2 separate regions of the Homo sapiens genome follow, and region 2 is linked to region 1. Evidence: chromatin contacts called from ENCODE Hi-C or POLR2A ChIA-PET data. All regions are on one chromosome and are shown on one strand. The core of a region is the stretch at or near the end of the contact, and the rest is flanking DNA. Distances in the headings are between cores, read along the strand shown. Region 1 holds the start of ARL2BP (ARF like GTPase 2 binding protein). Region 2 holds the start of SETD6 (SET domain containing 6, protein lysine methyltransferase).

Evidence for each region. A loop is a pair of places that touch in the nucleus more often than their neighbours do. ChIA-PET counts read pairs that join two places held with the same protein, here RNA polymerase II (POLR2A). Pooled maps may share reads with other maps.
Region 2: a pooled map shows a loop between it and region 1 (5-fold over the local background). The contact joins the promoter of SETD6 here to the promoter of ARL2BP in region 1. A Hi-C loop is called at or near these places in 4 of 50 pooled maps. POLR2A ChIA-PET finds 5 or more read pairs at or near these places in 2 of 52 experiments (activated CD8-positive, alpha-beta memory T cell and endothelial cell of umbilical vein).

Annotation. Positions count from the first base shown.
Region 1 is chr16:57,240,978-57,247,916 of GRCh38, forward strand. ARL2BP (ARF like GTPase 2 binding protein) reads left to right here and starts at 4,282. Exons shown (of 6, transcript NM_012106.4): 1 at 4,282-4,428; 2 at 5,103-5,164. The coding sequence starts at 4,391. It overlaps LOC124903697 (a long non-coding RNA gene), which reads right to left. Exons shown (of 2, transcript XR_007065082.1): 2 at 4,838-6,939. RefSeq lists silencers at 4,001-4,380, 4,471-4,680.
Region 2 is chr16:58,511,197-58,518,135 of GRCh38, forward strand. SETD6 (SET domain containing 6, protein lysine methyltransferase) reads left to right here and starts at 4,321. Exons shown (of 8, transcript NM_001160305.4): 1 at 4,321-4,368; 2 at 4,595-4,901; 3 at 5,006-5,147; 4 at 5,282-5,476; 5 at 5,612-5,732; 6 at 6,855-6,939. The coding sequence starts at 4,342. NDRG4 (NDRG family member 4) reads left to right here. Exons shown (of 15, transcript NM_001242835.2): 15 at 226-2,423. The coding sequence ends at 380. RefSeq lists enhancers at 3,996-4,165, 5,206-5,375, 6,025-6,194 and a silencer at 4,286-4,945.

The sequences.
Region 1 (6,939 bases), core at 3,032-5,531:
TGGGAGTGTCAGAAGAAACCTCACTGGGGAAGTAACATTAGTGAAACTTAAAGGAGGAAGTAGGACATAGCCTGGCAGAGACTGAGGACTAGCTTCTAGGACTGGGTAGCTAGGCGAACACAACATTTTAGGCAAAGGCACTAACTGAGGAAGAATGGGTCTCAGTGGGTTTGGGGATCCGATGGAAGGCCCCTGTAACTGGAAAAATAGGAAGCAAGTAGGTAGAATAGGTAATGCTACAGTGTTGGAGAGGCCAGGGAACTGCTCATGAAGGCTATGTGAAGGATTTTCTGTTTTATACTAAGTGCAGTAGAAGGCAAAGGTGTTTAAGCATGGAAGTGCCTTGATAATTCTAACAGATGGCTCTGGCTTCTATTTGGAGAATGGAATGGAGGAGTGGGGTGGGCTGGGGGTAAAGGACAAGCAAAAAAATGGAAATAGACCAGTAAAGAAATGTGTGGTCCAGCTGAAACTAAAGGTAGTCTGTACATTTAGTGGAGAGAAGGAAAAATAGATGGAATTAATAATTTGCCAGGCAAAGGAATGCAGGAGTGTAACAGCTTTCTAAAAATCTACCCTTGAACTTTGTTCCTAGGGTGGTTTACGTTTCCTGTTCTTAAGTTCTAGATCATAAAACAAAAGGGCTTCAATATTAAATTGATCAAATCATCCAGGATGGAAGCTAAATTGTAAACTTGGAGCCACCTCAAAGGGAAAGACAGGAACTCCCTATCAAAGAAAAAACTAGGGGTTAGCAAGCTATGTGGAAGCGTAAAGTCGTACATCCATATTCTGAACTGAATGTAAGCATTTAAGAGAAATTAAAAGCTAGACTTTTACTACTGATAAATTGTTACCAGGGAGAAAAACAAAAAATTATGGTATTTTGTCAGGTGATTCACTGGGGAAATCCAGCATTTCAGCCAAAAAAGTTTTTTAATGAATTTGCCCCTTTTTAAAATAACATAGAGCAGAAGAAAGTCATGGTGCCATTTGCAGAGTGCCAGGAAACTGATTCAGTCACAAAACTGACACAATTTCACTGGCAGAAAATGACTTTTGCACAAGTTTCAACCATCTTGAATGTGTATCCATGAAAACAAACCATCCACCTAAGATCAGCTCTTTCCAATATTGCCCATCATTTACCTTTTGCTATTTATTCACTCAGAAGAATTCCTAGTGCCAACCCCCAATCAAAGGATTTTAAAAATGAGTATTAATGGAAAAACATTTAGTGTATTCAAGTCAATTTTTAGTTTTGCTACAAGTGGAAAAAGGCCATTCTGTATTCAGGAGAAAACGTTCTGATTTCCAAGAATATGGTTTAACAACCCAGGGATTAGGGGCTATATAGCATGATGGTTGAAATAGGCCCTTTGGAGTGGGACTGGACCCAGGTCCCACTAATGCTTGGTTTCCCAGTCTGTAAAATGGAGATACTACCCACCTCATACCGGTTTTTTGTTTTTGTAAGGTCTCAAATATTTCAAAAGGAGACAATGTATTTATAAATGTTTAGCACACTATCTGATACATCCTTGAGTGGGTACTTTTTATCTTTATCCCCATTTGTTCCTAGAGTCAGTAAGGTTGGTGAAATGGATTAAAAGATGGCCACAAATTATTTGACATCCCTCCCGTCAAGAAATGAGGTTTATGTCTACTTTCCTTAAATTTGGGTGGCTCTGGGTCTGCTTGATCAGTGGAACACAGTGGAAGGGCTATTGTGCCAGTTTCCAGTACCAGGTCTTTAAGTGACTGCCAGCTTACATTTCAGTGTCTTGAAACACTTGCTCTTGGACCCAGCACCATGGTGTGAGAAAACCCAAGAATCCCCTGAATCCTATAGATGGAGAGGAACTGAAACCCCCCAAACCCCGGCCCCAGTTCTCTGGCCAATGTCCACAACTGAGAGCCAAGAGCCAACACTAATTTGCCAGCCATGTGAGTAAACTCCTTGGAGGAAGCTCCTCTAGTCCATTCCAGCTGCCCCCAGCCGACACCAACTGGAATAGAGACTAGCTGGCCCTGCCCAAATTACAGATTAGTGAGCAAAATGGTGGTTTTAAGCCACTAAATTTTCAGGTGGTTTGTAACAGCAATAGATAACCAGAACAGATTAAATCAAGGTGTGTTCCTCCTCCACTCCATCAATGACTTAGGAAGGGTAGGCAAATTCATTTTGTCCAGAAATGTGTGGTATATAGAGAAAGTAGGTCATGAAGAAACTCTCTGAGTTTGCTGTAAGCTGTGTGACCAGGGCTTGACTAAACAACTCAGTCCAGTAATTCAGCAAATCTTTTTAAATGCCTATCTTCCACTTGGTGCTAAACAGAGTAACTCATAATTGATGTCACCTGACCGGGTGCGGTGGCTCACGCCTGTAATCCCAACACTTTGGGAGGCCGAGGCGGGCAGACCACCAGAGGTCAGGAGTTCGAGACCACGCTGGCCAACATGGTGAAGCCCTGTCTCTACTAAAAATACAAAAATTAGCCGGGTGTGGTGGCACGCGCCTGTAATCCCAGCTACTTAGGAGGCTGAGGCAGGAGAATCCCTTAAACCCGGGAGGCAGAGATTGCAGTGAGCCGAGATTGCGCCACTGCACTCCAGCCTGGGCAACAGAGCAAGACTCCCTCTCAAAAAATAAATAGGCCGAGCGCAGTGGCTCACGCCTGTAATCCCAGCACTTTGGGAGGCCAAGGCGGGCGGATCACCTGAGGTCGGGAGTTCAAGACCAGCCTGACCAACATAGAGAAACCCCATCTCTACTAAAAACACAAAAAAATTAGGCATGGTGGCGCATGACTGTAATCCTAGCTACGCGGGAGGCTGAGGCAGGAGAATCGCTTGAAACCGGTAGGCGGAGGTTGTGTTGAGCCGAGATTGCACCATTGCACTCTAGCCCGGGCAGTAAGAGCGAAACTCCATCTCAATAAATAAATAAATTAGTAATAATTTATGTCACCTTGGTCACAGCTGTCACACCCGACTGTGTCTTTGTAACCATCTTTGTTTCAGATCCCACGGATATCTATTTTAAGTCCATTCAAAGATGTCTGCTAGGCCGGTTGTGGTGGCTCACACCTGTAATCCTAGCCCTTTTGGAGGCCAAGGTAGGTGGATCATCTGAGGTCAGGAGTTCGAGACCAGCCTGGCCAACATGGTGAAACCCTGTCTCTACTAAAAATTCAAAAATAGCCGGGCATAGTGGCACGTACTTGTAATCCTAGCTACTCGGGAGGCTGAGGCACGAGAATCGCTTGAACCTGGGAGGCGGAAGTTGTAGCCAGCCGAGATCGTGCCACTGCCCTCCAGCCTGGGCGACAGAGCAAGACTCCGTCTCAAAAAAATAAAAAATGTCTGCTAACCCATTCTGACTGGCCACCTGACCCTCAGTTCATACCTTAAACCCCTCTAGTTCCTCTAGTCATATACCACACTTTGGCCATAAGGTATCATGCAACTAAAGAGACACAATGCTTAGTTGTCCAATCAAGAGAAATCAGCTCAAACGAATCCTTTTTCAAAGTTTGGCAGTTTTGAAGAGGCCTTTTCCTGAAAGGTATCTGATTCCTGATTGCGTGGCTCAAAATAGTTCTTCAATTCTCATCTTGTATAATTAGTCAAGAAACCAATTACTGCCGAGTAATCTTTATGATGCGAAGATTATAACGTAAATTACAGGACATCGACTTCTTGCGATGGGGCTTTCCTTCCACGAGGGGTAGGAACTGTCTTGAAATCAGACGTCAGCATCACCTGGTTCAAGGGATAAGGGACTGGCTCTCCAGCGACTTGGCAACTTACAAGCGCTCTTTAAACACGCCTTAAACTACTTATTTAATCCTCCACACTCAGGGAGGCGCAATTTATTCTCGAGTTGCGAGTGAGGAAATTCTGGCTCGTGGCTTCGATTCCTTCATCCGTACAATGGGGGCGACTTGAGACGGAGTTCCCACACAACGGGTGCTCGCCGAAGCGCCGCATCCCTCCGCACTCCCTTCCGGGACTTCCTCTCCCTGTCTTGCCCCGCCCCGGCATCGGTAACGCTCGCCTGTGATTGGATGCCGGCCGGCCGTGAGGCGGTGGAAGGGGTTGCGGTGGCCATGGTGACAGGAGGCGGGGCGCCGCGCCCCTCCGGCAGTCACCGAGGCCCGGACCTGCGGCGTCGGCGGCGCGCGCAGAGGGCCAGGCGGGCGTAGAGGCCGGACCGACGCGTGGCGGCAGAGGGTATCCAAGGCCGGACCTGGCGCGCAGGCGCTGACCCGACCTGGCAGTGAGCTGGCCGCGGCCTTGGCTGAGAGGCCTTAACCCCGCCGGGCGGCCGCGCCCTGCATGCGAGTTGGGCCGCGGGCGGGGTTGGAGCCTACTCGGGGCGACTGCGATGGACGCCTTAGAAGGAGAGAGCTTTGCGCTGTCTTTGTGAGTAGCTCCTCCAGGGCGCAGGCGACTTGGGGCCGGAGGCAGCGGGCGTTCGCCCCGGGGCCTGACCCTATAAAACAGGTGTCCTTAGGGGCCGGGCCGGGCCGGGCCGGGCAGGGTGGGGGCCGCCAAGGCGCCGTCCCAGCTCCAGGCCTTCCTTTTGTAGAGTACTAAGGCTGCAGGTTTCAGGCCCCGCAGGACAGGAGTGCGAGGCGGGTGTCACCGTTGATCAGCGCCTCCATCACAATCCCCAGCCGCCAACCCTCAGCTGTCAGCAAAGCCTGGAGGGGTTGAGCGCCCGAGGCCCCTCCACCCCTCCCTGGCCCCCGCCTCCCGGACTCCTGACCAAATGACCCCCCCCGGCAGGTGTTTCGCCCGTGCCGGGTTCATGCTCACAAGCAGACAGGTATGGGGTGATAGCTAAGAGCCTGGAGAACAAGTTTTTATTAAAGTGGAGTCATGACATTGAACGTTCATGTCACAAACGTGCCGAGTGTGTTTTCTTCTGTTTGGACTTACTAGATCAGTCAGTCATTCTTAATCGTTGAAGATGGGTGATGGGAAGTTCGTTTTGCTACTCTTTTTTCTCTTGTGCATGTTTGAAAACGTCCATACTAAAAACATTTTTTTAATGCATTATTTGAAATAGCACCTAATCCAGGCATGTTTTTCAGCTCCTCCGCCTCTGATGCAGAATTTGATGCTGTGGTTGGATATTTAGAGGACATTATCATGGGTAAGCTTTTAAGATACTGTTTTTAAGGACTTGCTTGTTTCTTTAAGGACATTGAAATCAATTTGGAGAGTTAATTTTAAAAAGAGAAAACATCAAGCTGCCTGCAATTTTTAATGTAGCACAATGTAATACTTAAGTAAAGGCTTACTGCAGTTTGTCTTAGAAACAAACAGCCCAGTACTCCTGAAAACATCTAATAAGCATAGATTCAGAGGCTGGAAGGGACTGACTCAGGCTAATAGGGCACCAGCAGTGTGGCGTTCTTCGCAAAACTATAGGAAATAATGATCTACTCTATTTCTTATGTAGGGTAAGAGCAATTTCAATTTTAGATAGTTTTGAGTTTTAACATTTTCATGCCATAAAACACATAAAACCAGGCCAGGTGCGGTGGCTAACGCCTGTAATCCCAGCACTTTGGGAGGCCGAGGTGGGCGGATCACGAGGTCAGGAGATCAAGACCATCCTGGCTAACACGGTGAAACCCTGTCTCTACTAAAAATACAAAAAAAATTAGCCGGGCGTGGTAGCGGGCGCCTGTAGTCCCAGCTACTCAGGAGGCTGAGGCAGGAAAATGGCGTGAACCTGGGAGGTGGAGCTTGCAGTGATCCGAGATCGTGCCACTTCACTCCAGCCTGGGCGACAGAGCGAGACTCCGTCTGGAAAAAATAAAAATGAAAATAAACACATAAAACCATAACCATAAGCACACATGGCCATAAAGAAAACAAGGTATTAAGCTTCAGCTGGTTCTGTATTTTCCTAGGTTTTGAGTTCCTACTTGTGGATGTATTTGGGCATCCATGAAACCTGCTAAGTAACAGAGAAGCAGTAACAGTCCCCAGAGGTTTAAGACAAGTATGTAGGAGGGGAAAACTTACATTTGAGAAAATTCTGTTGACTTTAAGTTTTATGAGAATTGAGAAAAGAACACTGTTATTTGGTGTTATTGGCTGTATGGCTTAATCCATTTAGAATGAAAATTACTGACCAAGTTTTTATACCTTCAGGTATAAAGGTTCATGCCCTTAACTCCTGAATATAGATGTTTCATCATTAAGCTCGTTTCCCATGTGGACTTGGGGATTTCTGGGGAATACTGAAGAATCCATTCAGTTCTCTTGCCTATTATACCCTATATGCTATGGGAAAATGAGCCTTCTGTGAGCCTACGGTATTTATCCCAAAGTCTGGGTCCTTTCTGAAACTTTCCTTTTATTTTTAGAAATAATCTATTCAGTTGTTAAAATTCCTTATTCCGGGATGGGTACGGTGGCTCACACCTATAACCCCAACACTTTGGGAGGCCAGCGCAGGTGGATTGCTTGAGTCTAGGAGTTCGAGACCAGCCTAGGCACCATAGGGAGAACCCTGTCTCAATTAAAAAAAAAAAATTCCCTATTCCCTATCATTTATTAAGTGTTCACTATGAACTAATCTATTTACATGAATTCTCATCTAAATTCCACTTCCAATCCTATATGATAACTACCATAAACCATTCTTATTTTCCAGATAAATGTGTTTATATGGGGGTTAGAGAAATTAAGTAACTTACCCAAGGTCACACAATTAGTAAGTAGCTGAGATGCGATTCGAACCCAGACGGGCTAGCCTCTTTCAGACCCCATAATTTTAATCACTACACTGTTTCCACAACTGCTGTGGAAGTTATATCAAAATAAGAGAGAACCAATTCATTCCTTTTCAGAAAAGTAATGTCAGGGAGTTCCCAAGCCACCCTGTGTGGATATGGTTAAAATGGACTGAAGGAT
Region 2 (6,939 bases), core at 3,071-5,570, 1.3 Mb after region 1:
AGGGCTGCCTGGTCAGCTGCTGGCCGCAGCCCCCTAGGCCCACTCACTGTCGCCGGCCCTGCATGCCCCCAGCCCGACAGCTGTCGCCAGCCTCCTGACTCAGGAGGAGCCCTTTGTGCCTTCGAGGAACGGTTCGCTGGCCGCTTTGCTTGCAGCCTACTTTTCCCACCAGAGGCACCTGGCCCTGCCCGCCAGTCCTCAGGCCCATCCTGTCTCTGTCCACAGTGCCCTCAGCCAGCATGACCCGCCTGGCACGCTCCCGCACTGCATCCCTCACCAGTGCCAGCTCGGTGGATGGCAGCCGCCCACAGGCCTGCACCCACTCAGAGAGCAGCGAGGGGCTGGGCCAGGTCAACCACACCATGGAGGTGTCCTGTTGAAGCCCTTGATCCCGCTGACGACGCCCACGTCGAGGCCCCACCGCCATCCTTGCGCCGGCTCATGTTCCCTTTAGTTTATTTTTGTGAGGGCAAAGGGGAGGAAATGGGGTTCTGTTTGAAAAAAATGAGGGGATCTTAGATGCTGCAGCAGAACAGTCTCCAGGTGTTTTAAGGGGCTCAGTCCTCCTCATCCCATCTCACTCTCCGTGGTAACTTAGCCAACTTGACCCCTCTCATCCCACTCCCGGCGGCCCAGGCACAGAAGGGCAGGGCCATAGGGAGGGAGATTCGCTACGGATCCAGGCCATTCCTGGGTGAGCCCTTGGGCAGGCATGTTTGGAGATGAGAGAGGCTTCGAGAGGGTGGGTGCTGGGCCACAGGGGTGCGGGGCCAGCTCAGGCACTGGCGTGGGAGCCCTGGGAGACCCCTTCCCCCACCCTCCACCAAGCACACCTGTTTCTGTCTCATAGCACATGTGACAATCATCTGGACAACAGCCACAAGGGGGCGCTCGGACCAGGCAGCCACTTTCCTGGTGCTCTCTGGGCCCAGCTGGTGCTGTAGGGCCACGCAGGCAGGGGCGTCAAGGGGTTTCTCTGCCCAAGGAAGACAGAACATGGAGAACCGTCAGGGCAGGAACCCCACAGACTGTCCCTTCCAGCCCACACTCTGCCACCTCCTGGCCCTGTCCCAATTCTGAGCCAAGGCCTCCCCGAGGCAGAAGTTGCCTGGTCCTCTGTCCCCACAGTGACCTGACTGGGGGTGAGGGAGAAGGAGGAGAGAGCCCATGTGTGGTGTGTGTGCCCCTGAGAACTTCGTGGTGACTGCCTTTGGGAGCCCGCAGGTGGCCAGAGGCAGGGGTAGCTGAGTTCCTGGAGACCCCTTTTTTGCCCCCAGGTTCCCCAGAGGGCAACGCCATCAGTAGCAGTGTGGTGTTTCAGGCAGAGCTCTGGCCAGGCTGTGCCAGTGTGTCCCGGACGCATCACTAAGGAAGAGAGAGTTTATTTAGTCAACTGGCCCAAGGCAGCGAGGCTTCTACAGTCCCACACCCCATAGCCGCCTGGGCTGGGGCTTACTGGGGGCTGAAGGTTCTGGACATGAACAAGGGTCAGGTAGAAGAGAAAGGCTTCCCCTACACCCCAGCCTCCTGCTGTCCCCTGAAGCCCAGGACTGCGTTGTATGCTTTCCATCCACTCACCTTACCCCATAGCATCTTGCGGCCCAGAAACCAGAGCCATTTGTCTCAGACCCTAAATCAATAATCACAAACCCCAAAACGGGAGAGAGCAGTGAAAACATGCAGGGCTGTGGACGGGGGAAGGGTTGTGGCGGGTGTTCTGAGGCTGAGAGGACACCTATATGCGTATTTCCTCTACACACATCACCCCCCTTCTATAATCTTAAGCCATGACTAGCCTGGTGGCGTGTTAGTTTCTGCCCAGTTCTACCCCCTCATGTGCTTCTTCTGAATACTGAATGTGACTGTTTGAAAGCTGGTAGAATTCATCCCTCTTACTGTAGATAACACTGCAAATCTTGGAATTTTGTTTTTTGCTGTTTCCAGATGTATCTATAAATATCTATACATTATATGTGTGTGTGTGTGTGTGTGTGTGTGTGTACATCGGGTCCTCCCATGTGTGGTGTTCTTCTGGAGGTTGTCTCTTTGGTCAAGGTGAACTTTTAATGTTTATTATTTTCTTCTCCGCACAAAGTAAAGAGCCTAATTTTGTGTATTCTGGTGGCTGCTGTCATGAGATGATAAAATGTAAAACAAAACTCTAGTCAACGTAGAAAGAGTTAACTGTGCTGAAAAACTAATAAAGAACCTAAGAAGAATTCCAGTGTGGTGATGCCATGCCCATCATGGGAGGCTTTTGGAGAAACAGAATGTTTGGGCAGGGGCTGCTGGTGCTGCTTGGGTTTTGGGTTGAGGGTGCTAGGAGAGGATGGTCTCCACCCATCTTTCTATTTCCAGTACACGTCACATTATTTTACCGGTGAGATGAGAATGTCACAAACATTAAAAGCCTTATGTGCTCATTTCTGCTTATGTGCTCATTTCTCCCCTGACTCTGTGACAAAATACAGCTCTCCTCAGCCAGGCACGGTGGCTCAAGCCTGTAATCTCAGCACTTTGGGAGGCTGAGGCGGGCAGATCACTTGAGGCCAGCAGTTCGAGACCAGCCTGGGCAACATGGTGAAACCCCGTCTCTACTAAAAATACAAAAATTAGCTGAGCATGGTGGCGCGTGCCTGTAATACCAGCTACTCGGGAGGCTGAGGCAGGAGAATCGCTTGAACCTAGGAGGCAGAGGTGGTAGTGAGTGGAGATCGTGCCACTGCACTCCAGCCTGGATGACAGAGCAAGACTCTGCCTCAAAATAAAACAAAAAAACAAAATACAGCTCTCCAGAAAAAAATGCCTTAAAGACAAAACAAAACACCCCTGCCCTCCAAATCTCTTGCCTGAGTCACTACATTCCTTCAAAGATAAATGACCTACTCTTTGCCTTCTCCTAAACATACGATCATGTCTGACAGGGTTAATGATTATACTCTGCAATCTATAACCAGATATACTTATCCCTAAACTTTGATATGATTTTACACATACTAAATCTTCACCTATGTATAACCTAAACTAAAATACCGTGTTAGAGGAGCCTCACAAGATTACTCCTGGGCTACAGGCCTCAGTCTATAGTCCTCAATAAGGCTTCTAAATAAAACTAATTTTAATTATTTAAAAGCTTAATATTTTTTCTTTAGTCAACATACCAATCCTTACATTAATTCTACAGAGTAGGTATTATCTTAGTTTCGCAGGTGAGGAGACTAAGGTTCAGGAAAAAGGATTTGCCTGAGTAACAGACCAGGCCGCGCGCGGTGGCTCACGCCTGTAATCCTAGCACTCTGGGAGGCCGAGGCGGGGGGATTGCCTGAGCTCAGGAGTTCGAGACCAGCCTGGGCAACGCGGTGAAACCCCGACTCTACTAAAAATAAACACAAAAAATTAGCTGGGCATGGCAGCGTACGCCTGTAGTCCCAGCTACTTGGGAGGCTGAGGCAGGGGAATTGCTTGAACCCGGGAGGTGGAGGTTGCAGTGAGCCGAGATCGCACCACTGCACTCCAGCCTGGGCGAGACTCCCGTCTCCCCAACGCGCCAAAAAAAAAAAAAAAAAAAAGGAAAAAAAAAAAAAACTGAGTGTTGAGCTGCGGCGTTGCTTGGCTTCAAAACCCATTCCTGTAACCTCTATATTCACAGCCTCATTTTCTTACATTTAACAGCATGCTACTTCCCCAGGTTTAACCACCATTTGTTTTATTCATTTATTTACCCAATAGGTAGATATTGAGTCCCTACTATGTCAGCTAATAAAACCCACCACGTGCTATGCAGCAGATTAAAAACGAGGATGTACTGGCAAATAAGGGCAGAGAGGATCTATTCTAGATCCAGGAGCCCTCTAGGCCACGCCACTCTGAAACACACACGAAAACTGCTCTGAACGAATACCACCAGTAAAAGGGTTCCATGGCCATCGGCAACAAGGGGTCGAGATCAGGAGGTCGCTCGCCGCCCAGTTGCGTCGCTCACCACCGGCCGGCCACCAGACCCTCGGCTTCCGATCCAGAAACCGTATTTTGTTCTTGCACCCAGACCGCAAGAAGCCTCAGCCCTCGGGGACAGACCGAAGGCCAGGGCTGTACCTGGCTCAGAACCAGGCGCCAAGCGGCACGGGACTCTCCTTCTGCACTCGCAGCGCGTGAGTGCAATTGGAGATCCTGGACTCAAGATGTTTTCATGAGGAACGATTCCAGCCCGCGGTAACTCCGGCCAGTCTGCAGCGTGGACGACAAAACAGGCACCACGTGGTTCCGGCGCCGGGGCGGGGCCAGAGACGCCGGAAGTGACCGCGCGGTGCGCCGGCCCGCGAGGAAACGCGCTCTTAGACCATGGCGACCCAGGCGAAGCGTCCACGGGTGAGTGGCGGGCGCGGGGTCCAGCCTTTTCCTCCGCGCCTCACCCCTTCTCCGTTCGCAGAACCGTCCGCCTGCGCCCCCTCCGCTCCCTCCCGCGGGTCCCGCGCCCCTCTCCGCTCGTCCCCTCCTCCACCCAAAGCCCGTTCTGCGCTCGCGCCGCGGTCTCCTGCAGTTCCCAGCGGCCTCTCTGGGGGTCGGACCTGGTCACTGCGCGCACTTATCTCAGGTGGCGGGGCCCGTGGACGGCGGCGACCTGGATCCTGTGGCCTGCTTCCTGAGCTGGTGCCGGCGGGTGGGGCTGGAGCTGAGTCCCAAGGTGAGCGAGCGAGCCGGCGGGCGGAGGACCCGCGGCGGGGCGCGGGCTGCCCTGACCAGCCCTCCTGCTCAGGTGGCGGTCAGCCGGCAGGGCACGGTGGCCGGCTACGGCATGGTGGCCCGGGAGAGCGTGCAGGCCGGAGAGCTGTTGTTCGTGGTGCCGCGGGCCGCGCTCCTGTCGCAGCACACCTGCTCCATCGGCGGCCTGCTGGAGCGAGGTGGGCACGGCGGCGGGCTAGGGCCCTGGGGCGGGGCGGGGCGGGGCGGGGCGGGCCCGGCCCGCGAGGCCGCGCCGGGGCGCTCACACCTGTGTCTTCCTCAGAGCGAGTTGCGCTGCAGAGCCAGTCGGGCTGGGTGCCACTGCTGCTGGCGCTGCTCCACGAGCTGCAGGCCCCGGCCTCACGCTGGAGGCCCTACTTTGCGCTCTGGCCCGAGCTGGGCCGCTTGGAGCACCCGATGTTCTGGTGAGAGCCTTGGGAGGGGTTGGGGAGCGCCTGCACCGTAGCCTGCTGCAAGAAGTTTCCCCGCCCCTGCACCAGTCCTACCCAGTAAAGTGTGTGAAGGAATGAAGGGAACCTGGGTGTGGGTGTCCCTGCAGGCCAGAGGAGGAGCGCCGGTGCCTGCTCCAGGGCACAGGCGTACCTGAGGCCGTGGAGAAGGATTTGGCCAACATCCGCAGCGAGTACCAGTCCATCGTGCTGCCCTTCATGGAAGCCCACCCCGATCTCTTCAGCCTCAGGGTTCGCTCCCTAGAACTCTACCACCAGCTGGTGGCCCTTGTGATGGCCTATAGGTCAGTGGGTGGGGCCTCTGAGGACGGAACCCTTTTCTTTACAACTCTATAGAGGGACAAAAGTGGAAAAACAGTGAAATCCACCCCCAGTCCCTCACCCAAGACAGGGCCTTAGCCAGGTTCTGTCAATGGCAGCTTTCAGGAACCACTGGAGGAAGAAGAGGATGAAAAGGAGCCCAACTCCCCCGTGATGGTGCCTGCTGCAGACATACTAAACCACTTAGCCAATCACAACGCCAATCTAGAATACTCTGCGGTGAGTGGAGTTTCTCTTGGTGCACTGATTGAGCATGATTCAAGCCATTGTGTCTTAGGCTCCATTCTCTTACTAGTGCTACAAAATGAGTAGGTGAAATCAGCTCCTCCTGTATGTCCTTTTAGTATGCATATTACTGTAGAATCATTTGAATGCGAAACATTTTAAAGTCCTCAAAGTAAGTTGTGGTTAATCCTCTGATAAACTATACTACCATCATTTATTTAGTGCTAGACATTGAGTGGTCTGCATAGCCATGTTTCATTCCTTTCTGGCTGATCACATCAGTGAGCCCAGACTGTGTGTGGCTCTGTGGATAGCAGCCTGGAACAGTGATAGTCTCCGTGTTTTGGAGGGATGAGGACATTCACAGGCCAAAGGTCTAAGACGATCCTAGAACTGATATAAAGCTGTGTTTATACCAGCTCTATTCTATATAAAAAGTAGCCTGAAAAGATGGCACATTTATAGGATCAGAAATTAGTAAGTATGGTTATTTCTTAATCCTTGCCTCCATTTTCCTTTCCCACTTTGATCTGCGAAAGTTCCATTTTTTCCCCCCCGAGGCGGAGTCTCACTGTGTCGCCCAGGCTGGAGTGCAGTGGCGTGATCTCGGCTCACTGCAACTGCCGCCTCCTGGGTTCAAGCAATTCTCCCTGCCTCAGCCTCCCGAGTAGTTGGAATTACAGGCTCCTGCCACCATGCCCGGCTAATTTTTGTATTTTTTAGTAGGGATGGGGTTTCTCCGTGTTGGCCAGGCTGGTCTTGAACTCCTGATCTCAGGTGATCTGCCCACTTTGACCTCCCTAAGTGCTGGGATTACAGGTGTGAGCCACTGCGCCTGGCCGAAAATTTCGTTTTTAAAGCTAGCAACTTTTTAAGTGCTGAAGAGGACTGTGCAGAAATCCACCCAGTTAAACATGAAGCTGGCCTTTTAAAGTTAGCCCAACCCTTTTTTGTTTCACAGTTTAGGGTCTAACAGGAACTAAAGGTAGAACTTTGGTAGTTAACAGCATCAGTCATGGCTGAACTACACCTGCTGAAGGCTCTTCTTAAGTGGAAATAATCTTCATGGGGCTGGCCCGTGAAAGGCATGGCCCCAGCTTCTCCCTTTCACCTCAGAATTGTCTTCGGATGGTAGCCACTCAGCCCATTCCTAAAGGCCATGAGATTTTCAACACTTATGGGCAAATGGCTAACTGGCAAC